Regions from separate parts of the Homo sapiens genome. Here region 1 is linked to region 2. A link is an interaction called in ENCODE POLR2A ChIA-PET data of the cell type or tissue named here. Cell type or tissue: endothelial cell of umbilical vein. All regions are shown on one strand. Each heading gives the region's core, and the rest is flanking DNA. Links, peaks and the distances in the headings are about the cores only.

The links. Peaks named below come from ENCODE experiments on the same cell type or tissue, not always from the same donor. Only the 100,000 strongest peaks of a DNase experiment are listed, where the experiment ranks them.
Region 1: POLR2A ChIA-PET joins it to region 2 with 6 read pairs; 7 of 35 experiments call an interaction of 5 or more read pairs at or near these places.

The regions. Positions count from the first base shown.
Region 1 is chr1:154,088,296-154,093,677 of GRCh38, forward strand. NUP210L (nucleoporin 210 like) reads right to left here. Exons shown (of 40, transcript NM_207308.3): 16 at 1,126-1,299. Among named protein-coding and RNA genes, the nearest start is that of MIR5698, 14 kb to the right of the region's middle. In endothelial cell of umbilical vein, for the core only: no CTCF peak of the experiment used is centred there; no DNase peak of the experiment used is centred there.
Region 2 is chr1:154,146,458-154,151,839 of GRCh38, forward strand. All of the region lies in intron 2 of NUP210L (nucleoporin 210 like), which reads right to left. Among named protein-coding and RNA genes, the nearest start is that of NUP210L, 5.9 kb to the right of the region's middle. In endothelial cell of umbilical vein, for the core only: no CTCF peak of the experiment used is centred there; DNase peaks (open chromatin) are centred at 2,454 and 5,104.

The sequences.
Region 1 (5,382 bases), core at 197-5,196, 58 kb before region 2:
CCAGCCTGGATGACTGCAGTGAGACCCTGTCTCAAAAAAAAAAAAAGGGTGAATATATGCTAGTGTATGTCAATAGGGTGATGGAGAATCATGTCTGTAACTCACTCTCAAATAGTTCAGGGAAAAAAGTTCTTTTCTTGCAACTTGCCTGTAAATTTGAATTATTTCAAATGAAAAGAAAAATGCCATTGAATGACAATGATGTTATAGGGATAACTTTTATTCTACTCCACTCAGAGTGCTCTAAAAAAATAGTAACTCCTTCATAAACTTCAAATAATATTTGATGTGAAGTCTGACTCAAAAAAATGGGTTCACAACCTGTAACATCCCATACTGTTGTTCTTCATAATAAAAGGCAGTATGGCATAAATAACATGTACTTTGGAGTCAGACAGAATGTGTTCCTTTCTAGCTTTATGACTGGGAAAATTAATCGACTTTTAGGAGGCTCGGTTTTCTCATCCAGAAAATGGGAATAACTAATTGTTCTGTATAGGTTAAGTAATGACTTCTATGCTCCCAAGCTTGGACCTGTACTCAACATTGTTTATTATATAATATGATGTTCTACTTTCTAGGATAGATAACTCATTTATTTTTCATACCCTGTTGCCTACTTAGTAGCTACATTATTGTTTATCACTATTCTTCATGATTGGTTTGGAGAAGAGGTAAATTTTATTATTTATTAATATTGTTAATAAAAGATTTGGTAGCGAAGGATATCAGCAAAATTTGGAAGTTATGTAGTCAGATCTCAAGTGTCTATTGCCATTATCACAAGCTGATTATGTACTTAAGTATAGTAAACAAGTGTAGCCAATTCTAATCAGTTTAATCACCTCTCCTCAGACACTATCAGAAAATGAGTAATGAGTAAAATAGTTCATTCAATGTTGATAAGTGGAGAAATGGGAACCCTTGTGCACTGTTGGTAAGAATGTAAAATGGTACAGCTGCTGTGGAAAACTGTATGGCAGTTCCTCAAAAAATTAAAAATAGAATTACCATATGATCTGGCAATTCTACTTCTGGATATATACCCCAAAGAATTCCAGACTCTATCTCTAAAGCACGGAATATAAAAGTGCCAACTTAGTTGGAAACATACTCTGTACTTACCAGCCATTTGTTGTGCTGTGGCAGAGGACATGGCTGGGCACCAGCTGGCACCTTGTATACTGGAGTTACTGACATACTGGCAGGGTGGGCACAAATGAAGCGAACCTGCAAAACCTCTACAGCTGGACTAGGGTTCAGGACACCTGGATGATTTCCAATTCGGAATGTGAGAACCTTTAAGGAAGTCACAGAGCAAGAGATAATTGTGGGTAGATACTTGATGTCAGTCATGCCAATATAAATGTGTTAGAATTATTCAAATTCCAGTATAGAGAGTCCCTTTCACATTATAATCCGGCAAATCCCTTAAAGACATTATAGTTCTTAATTATCTATGCTAAAGGGCATTAATAATATCATGAAAATTTGAAAACAACTGGAACATTAAAAAAATCTAGGTCAGGCACAGTGGCTCATGCCTATAATCCCAGCACTTTGGGAGGATCACTTGAGCCTAGTTCAAGACCATCACATAGTAAGACCCCATCTCTACAAAAAATCTAAAAATTAGCCAGGCATGGTGGTGCACACCTGTAGTCTCAGTTACTTGGGAGACTGAAGCAGGAGGATCGCTTGAACCCAGGAGGTCAAGGCTACAGTGAGCCATGTTCATGCCATTGCACTTCAGCCTGGGCAACAGAATGAGACCCTGTCTAAAAAAAAAAAATCTAACTTTGACTGGGTGTGGTGATGTGTACCTGTAATCTCAGCTGCTTGGAAGTCTGAGGCAGGAGGATTGCTTGCGCCAAGGAGTTCAAGACCAGCTTGAGCAACATAGTGAGACCCTGTCTCAGGAAAAAAAAAAAAAATCTAACTTTGACCAATTATTTCAGTCTTTTCCTCCGCCAAATATTTTGTTACAAGTTGATAAAAAGTGAAAAAACTAATTTGTGTTTCCACTCATCTCTAGTAGAAGTAGTAATGAATAACGGAATGTGGAAACAAAAAGAAATTAGGAAACTTCAAATGAGGGTTAATCAGACCTGAAATTACTAAATAGCTCACTCAACAAACTAGGAAATGAAGGAAACTATCTCAACATGATAAAAGCCTTACCACAGTTAACATCATACTCAATAGTAAAAGACTGATTCAAAAAATGGGCAAAGGCCCAGTGCGGTGGCTCACACCTGTAATCCCAGCACTTTGGGAGGCTGAGGTGGGCAGATCACCTGAGGTCAGGAGTTCAACACCAGCCTGGCCGATATGGTGAAACCCCGTCTCTACTAAAAACACAAAAATTAGCCAGGCATATTGCCACACGCCTGTAGTCCCAGCTACTTGGGAGACTGAGGCAAGAGAATCACTTGAACCCGGGAGGCGGAGGTTGCAGTGAGCCAAGATCATACCATTGCACTCCAGCCTGGGTGACAAGAGTCAAACTACATCTAAAAAAAAAAAAAGAAAGAAACTGAAAATAACAAGTGTTGGTGAGGTTCTGGAGAAATGGGAACCCTTGTGCACTGTTGGTAGGAAAGTAAAATGGTACAGCTGCTGTGGAAAATAGTATGGTGGTTCCTCAAGAAATTAAAAATAGAATTACCATATGATCAAGCAATTCCACTTCTGGGTATATATACCCAAAACAATTAAAAAGCAGGATCTTGACAGATAGCTGTATTTGTTGACAGCATTATTATTATTATTGCTGTTATTATTATTATTATTATTATTATTATTATTATTATTATTTGAGAAAAAGTCTCACTCTGTTGCCCAGGCTGGAGTGCAGTGGCATGATCTTGGCTCACTGTAACCTCCGCCTCATGGGTTCCAGAGATTCTTGTGACTCATCCTCCTGAGTAGCTAAGACTACAGGCACGTGCAACCACACCCGGCTAATTTTTGTATTTTCAGTAGAGACAGGGCTTTGCCATGTTGGCCAGGCTGATCTCGAATTCCTGGCCTCAACTGATCCACCTGCCTCAACCTCCCAAGATGCTGGGATTACAAGTGTGAGCCACTGTGCCTGCTCAACAGCAGCATTATTCATGATCACTAAAACCTTACTCTAAGCAACCCAAGTGTCCATCAATGGATGAGTGGATAAGCAACATGTCTTTTTCTTTTCTTTTCTTTTCTTTTTTTTTTTTTTTTTGAGAGTGACTTTTGCTCTATTGTCCAGGCTGGAGTGCAATGGCATGATCTCGGCTCACTGCAATCTCCACCTCCCAGGTTCAAGCGATTCTCCTGTCTCAGCCTCCCAAGTAGCTGAGATTACAGGTGCCCACCACCACGTCCGGCTAATTTTTGTATTTTTAGTAGAGATGGGGTTTCACCATATTGGCCAGGCTGGTCTCGAACTCCTGAACTCAAATGATCTGCCCGCTTCGGTCTCCCAAAGTGCTGGAATTATAGGCGTGAGCCACTGCGCCCGGCCACAAAATTTCATATATACATATATATGTATATAATCTTATATGTACATATTTTATATATACATATGCAGCTTTAAAAGGAAGGAAATTCTGACATATACTACAGTGTGAATAAACCTTGAGAACATTATGTTAAGTGAAATAGGCCAGTCATAAAAAGAAAAATACTACATGATTCCATTTATGTGATGTACTTAGAGTTGCCAAAATTACAGAGACAGAAAGTAGATTGGTGGTTGCCAGGGACTGGGGTGAAGCAGAAATGGGGAGCCATTTTTTTTTTTTTTTTTTTTTTGAGACGGAGTCTCGCTCTGTCGCCCAGGCTGGAGTGCAGTGGCATGATCTCGGCTCATTGTAAGCTCCGCCTTCCGGATTCACGCCATTCTCCTGCCTCAGCCTCCTGAGTAGCTGGGACTACAGGCACGCGCCACCACGCCTGGCTAATTTTTTTTTTTTATTTTTAGTAGAGATGGGGTTTCACCGTGTTACCCAGGATGGTCTCGATCTCCTGACCTGGTGATCCGCCCGCCTCGTCCTCCCAAAGAGCTAGGATTACAGGCGTTAGCCACCGCGCCCGGCCTTTTTTTTTTTTACGCAGTCTCACTCTGTCGCCCAGGCTGGAGTGCAGTGGCGCGATCTCAGCTCACCTCAACCTCTGCCTCCCGGGTTCAAGCAGTTCTTCTGCCTGAGCCTCCTGAGTAGCTGAGATCACAGGCACATGCCACCATACCTGGCTAGTTTTTTGTTTTTTGTTTTTTTTTTTTTTTTAGCAGAGATGGGGTTTCATCATGTTGGCTAGGCTGGTCTCATACTCCTGACCTCAAATGATCCACCTGCCTCAGCCTCCCAAAGTGCTAGAATTACAGGCATAAGCCACCACACCCAGCCAAGAGTTATTCTTTAATGGGTATAGAGTTTCTATATGTTTTGTTTGTTTGTTTTTTGAGACGGGATCTTGCACTGTCACCCAGGCTGGAGTGCAGTGACTAGATCATAGCCCACTGTAACCTCAAACTACTGGGCTCAAGTGATCCTCCTGCCTCAGCCTCCCAAGTAGCTAGGACTACAGGTGTCTGCCATGACACCCAGCTAATTTTTTCTTTTTTAGTAGGGACAGGGTCTCACTATGTTGTCCAGGCTGGCCTTGAATTCCTGGCCTCAAGTGATCCTCCTGCCTTGATTCCCCAAAGTGCTGGGATTACAGGCGTGAGCCACTGTGCCCAGCCTTAGAGTTTCAGTTGTATAAGATGAAAAGAGATGGATGGTAGTGATGCCTGCACAAGATTATGAATGTACATAATACTATTGAACTGTACATTTTAAAAAAATGATTAAGATGGTAATTTTAGGCCGGGTGCGGTGCCTCATGCCTGTAATCCCAGCACTTTGGGAGGCCGAGGTGGGCAGATCACCTGAGGTCAGGAGTTTGAGATCAGCCTGACCAACATGAAGAAACCCCATCTCTACTAAAAATACAAAATTAGCCGGGTGTGGTGGTGCATGCCTGTAATCCCAGTTACTCAGGAGGCTGAGGCAGTAGAATCACTTGAACCCAGGAGGTGGAGGTTATGGTGAGCCAAGATTGTGCCATTGCACTCCCACCTGGGCAACAAGAGCGAAACTCCATCTCAAAAAAAAAAGATGGTAATTTTACCACAATAAAAGATTGAGGACCAAAATAAGTAATTAGCCCTGAAATTACTGATAGCTAGTTATATATACAGTAAAGTTCACTACAAATATTAGAAAGAAACCTATGTAGTGAGCTACGATCGTTCCACTACACTCTAGCCTGGGCAGCAGTGTGAGAACCTGTCTCTAAAATATAAAAATAAATAAATAAAATAAAATAGAATGAAGTTCAATGGATTACAGCACA
Region 2 (5,382 bases), core at 308-5,307:
CATATCTACAAATAATAAAAAGAATCTAGCCAGGTATGGTGGCACCCATCTATGGTTCCAGCTACGTGGGAGGCTGAGGTGGAAGAATCGCTTGAGCCTGGGTGGTCAAGGCTGCAGTGAGCTGAGTCCATGCCACTGCAAGAGCAAGATCCCATCCCCCCTCCCCCCCCCACCAAAAAAAGAGCATCACAGTACTAAGATTCATGGATAAACACTAAAATCAGTGGGTAAAGCTTCAAGGAGAAACAGGATACATGAAAGTATCTCCCTCAAATATTTATTAGTTATTGCAGTGGTTAATACATGTGCACAAATCCTTTGGCACTCCTCCTTCCAAGAGGCAAAGGTCACTTCTCCTTCCTTTATTTTTGTTTTGCTTTTTTAAAAACAGGGTCTCACTCTGTCACCGAGGCTGGAGAGCAGTGGCACAATCATAGCTCACTGCAGCCTCGAACTCCTGGGCTCAAGTGATCCTCCCACCTCAGCCTCCTGAGTGGTTGGGATTATAGGCGCATGCCACCGCACCTGGCTAATTTTTAATTTTTTAGTTTTTTGTAGAGACAGGGTCTCACTTTGTTGTCCAGGCCAATTCCCCTTCCTTTAAATTGTGGGCTAGGCTTCATGACCCCTTTTAATGAATAGCATATACAAAGGGGAAAATGGTAGCTTTACAGTGGAGAAACCTGACAGATACCACCACCTTAACCAAGTGATCAAGGTTACCACCACCAGTGATAAATCATGCTGATATCATGAACCCCATGAAATAATGCAATGGGAAGGGCCCTTCAATTCTATGTGGGTTTTTTCCCTGAAAATCATAACCCCAGGCTAATCATGAGAAAAAGTTAGACAAACCCAAATTGAGAAACTTTCTATATACAACATCTGACCAGTACTTTTTTTTTTTCCTTTAAACAAGGTCTCTGGAGTGCAGCAGTTTGATCATGGCTCACTGCAGCCTCAAACTCCTGGACTCAAGCAATCCTCCAGCCTTGGCCTCCTGAGTAGCTGGGGTTACAGGCACGTACCATCATGCCTGGCTAATTTTTTCTTTTTTTTTTTAGTAGAGACTTGGTCTTGCTAATGTTGCCCAGGCTGGTCTTGAACTCCTGGGCTCAAGTGTTCCTCCTGCCTCAGCCTCTCAGAGTGCTGGGATTACAGGCCTCCGGAGCTAGTGCCCTTGGCCCAACACTGTTTGTTTGTTTGTTTGTCTTTGAGACAAAGTCTCTCTCTGTCGCAATGCAGTGGTGCAATCCAACTCACTGCAACCTCTGCCTCTGGGGTTCTGGGGTTCAAGCAATCCTCGTCCCTCAGCCTCCAGAGTAGCTGGGATTACAGGCACACACCACCATGCCTGGCTAATTTTTTGTATTTTTAGTAGAGATGGGGTTTCACCATGTTGGCAAGCCTGGTCTCAAACTCCTGACCTCGTAATCCACCCGCCTCGGCCTCCCAAAGTGCTGGGATTACAGAGGTGAGCCACCGTGCCTGGCCACCCAACACTCTTTAAGTGTCAAGGCCAGGCACGGTGGCTCACACCTGTAATCCCAGCACTCTGGGGGGCCGAGGTGGGTGGATCACTAGGTCAGGAGTTCGAGACCAGCCCGGCCAACATGGCCAACATGGCGAAACCCTGTCTCTATTAAAATACAAAAAATTAGCCAGGCATGGTGGTGCGTGCCTGTAATCCCAGCTACTCAGGAGGCTGAGGCAGGAGAATCGCTTGAACCCGGGAGACGGAGGTTGCAGTCAGCCGAGATTGCACCATTGCACTCCAGCCTGGGCGACAGAGCAAGACTCGGTCTCAGAAAAAAAAAAAAGCATCAAAAGTGACTAAAAGGCTGAACATGGTGACACCCCATCTTTACAAAACTTAGCTGGGCATGGTGGCGTGTGCCTGCAGTCCCAGCTACTGGGGAGGTTAGGGTGGGCAGATCACTTGATACCGGGAAGCAAAGGTTGCAGTGAGCCCAGATAGTGCCAGTGCACTCCAGCCTTGGTGACAGAGACAGACTTTGTCTCAAGAGAAAAAAGTGACTGAGAAACTCACAGATTGGAGGAGACAAAGGAAACATGACAATTTAGTTTAGCAATGTGTATCTTTAATTGAATCCTAGAGAAGATTAGTGAAACATTAGAGCAAACTAGGTAAAGGGTATATGGGAACTTTCTGTATTATCTTTACATCTCTTTTGTAAATCTAAAATCATTTTTAAATTAAAAAGTTTTAAAATTAAGTTAGCCTTCTACTTGATTAACATTTAACTGACAAACAGAACCCCAAGTTAAAATAATTAAAGACAAAGACATGGGGGTCTATGAACAAAAAACAACAAGGTAAGTTGAAATCTCACAGGATCTGCTGGTAGAATTACCACTAAGGAAGTGTTCCAGGATGGTGAAGGAAGGAAGGAAGGGAGGGATGGTAATCTTAGGTAATCCGTAACTTGATAATCAGGCACTGAGTAATCTAGCACTTGTCAAATGAGAAATTAAAGCCCCCTTTTCAGTAGAGAAATGTGTAGCACAATGGCAAACACAAGCAGCTGTGACCTTACATAAAAAAGGAAAAGTCTTGTGCACACAATGCTTACTCATCTGACTACTTCAACAGCAGAAAACTTCTCTTTTTTTTTTTTCCTGAGAAGGAGTTTTGCTCTTGTCGCCCAGGCTGGAGTGCAATGATGCCATTTAGGCTCACTGCAACCTCCACCTCCCGGGTCCAAGTGATTCTCCTGCCTCAGCCTCCCAAGTAGCTGGAATTACAGGTGCCCATCACCACGCCCAGCTAATTTTTGTATTTTTAGTAGAGACGGGGTTTCACCATGTAGGCCAGGCTGGTCTCGACCTCCTGACCTCAGGTGATCCACCCGCCTTGGCCTCTCAAAGTGCTGGGATTACAGGCGTGAGCCACCGTGCCCAGCCTAGAAAACTTTTCAATATAAGGCCATTGACCATAAAGAAAAAAAACTGCCCAGTACAATGGCCCAAGCCTATAAGCTCAACACTTTGGGAAGCTGAGGCAGGATTGCTTGAGCCCAGGAGTTCAAGACCAGCCTGAGCAACCCCACTACCATAGTCTTACAAAAAATAAAAAAACTAGCCAGGCCTGGTGGTGCCCCCCTGTAGTCCCAGCTACTCAGGAGGCTGAAGTAGGGGGATCACTTGAGCCCAGGAGGTCATAGCTGCAATGAGCCATGTTTGTGCCACTGAACTCCAGCCTGGGTGACAGAGTGAAACCCTGTCCCAAAAAATAAAAATAAATAATAAATAAATGAAATTATTTTGGATGATTTACAAGTAAATTTAGAATGATTAGGAGAAATATCAAACATTTAACTTTTAAAGTGAAGAGAATACAACTTTATTAAATAATATAACAGATATTTTTATTTACAGGTCCACATTACTACAGGTACACTTCAGTTGTCCAAACCAGTTCTTCATCTGCCCTGTGAACTTTTTCACCTAAAATTATGCTCTCAGCCGGGTGTGGTTGGCTCATGGCTATAATCCCAGCACTTTGAGAGGCCAAGGTTGGTGGACTGCTTAACTCCAGGAGTTTGAGACCAGCCTAGGCAACATGGCGAAACCCCTACCTCTATAAAAATTACAAAAATTTAGCGGGGCAAGGCCAGGTGTGGTGGCTCACGCCTGTAATCCCAGCACTTTGGGAGGCTGAGGCGGGCAGATCACCTGAGGTTGGGAGTTCGAGATGAGCCTGACCAACATGGAGAAACCACGTCTCTACTAAAAATACAAAATTAGCTGGGAATGGTGGCACATGTCTGTAATCCCAGCTACTCGGGAGGCTGAGGCAGGATAATCGCTTGAACCCGGGAGGCAGAGGTTGCGGTGAGTGGAGATCACGTCATTGCACTTAAGTCTCTCACCTCAAGTCTATCCATCATCTTTGTCATGACCACTTTCTTTACTACACTATCACCAAAACCATCATAAACAAAATTTTATAATAAGCACTTAAGGCTGGGTGCAGTGGCTCACGCCTGTAATCCCAGCACTTTGGGGGGCCAAGGCGGGTGGATCACTTAAGGTCAGGAGTTCAAGACTAGCCTGGCCGACATGGTGAAACACCATCTCTACTAAAAATACAAAAATTAGCCAGGCGTGGTGGCGCATGCCTGTAGTCCCAGCTACTCAGGAGGCTGAGGCAGGAGAATTGCTTGAACCCAGGAGGTGGAGGTTGCAGCGAGCCAAGATCGCGCCATTGCACTCCAGCCTGGATAACACAGCAAGACTCCATCTCAAAAAAAAAAAAAAAAAAAAAGGACTTAAATGCCAATGGCAAGCTTACATCTTTTTACCTTTATATATGCCTTATAAAGTAGGCAACTCAATAAATATCTGTCCAAGGAATTAATGAACAATTTCTCTTAGGCATGCACTTCTCTTTCAAAATGCCCAATCCCACCCCTTTCCTACTACTTGCTCCCATTCAGATGCTCCTAGTAGGACACCAAGACTGGCCCTTACCACTGGGAATCTCATCTATGTACACAATTGTATTAATAGTAAAATTGGGAAAGTTGATTTAAGGATACTTAACTTTGGAAAATTGGTCCCAAGTCAGACGAAGTTAAGCTGAGAGCAAGATTTGACATTTTTCCTAGTACTTCTGTGAATTTTTTTATATCAGAATGAATTTGTGTAGTTAAAAATGATTACATTTTAAAAATCGCATATGTGACCAAATCAATGTTTTTTGTTTTTTCTGACTTTCGTATCCTTCTCTATCCTTTTTAGCTACCCTGCATGACATGGTCTTCAAAGATTCTTATGTTTGAGACTATCATACCATATTTCATTGATTCTTAGACACTCGTTTTTTATCTTTTAACATCTCTGCAATTGGGATTTATCTTATAATTGATGACATCTTACAAGTCCTCTCAGCCAGGCAGCAGTCAAGATATAGTTGTCACTGACTGCACATGTGAGAACATTAAGAGGGCCAGTAACAAAATTTGTAGAATAGGTGTTAGTAGTTGGAAAAAAATCTGGTGAAAAATAGCAGAGGACTCTTATTCCCTAGGAACCAAAAGGTTAAAGGGAGTGGGGGAAAAGTGATGACTCAGATGTACTAGGAAATTTTCCAAAGCTGGAAACAAAAATAGATTAGTTCTATCTAATTGCAAAGTCCACTTAAGAATAGGTTTTAGGTGGTTTTTAAAAATTCTTTTAATTTATTTATTATTATTGTTTTGTAGAGATGGAGTCTCACTGTGTTGCGCAGGCCAGGCAGGATGCAGTGAGCTACTGTCGTGCCATTGCACTACAACCTGTGCAACAAAGCAAGACCCTGTCTCTAAAAAAAGAGAAAATGCTGTCCGGGCACGGTGGCTCACACCTATAATCCCA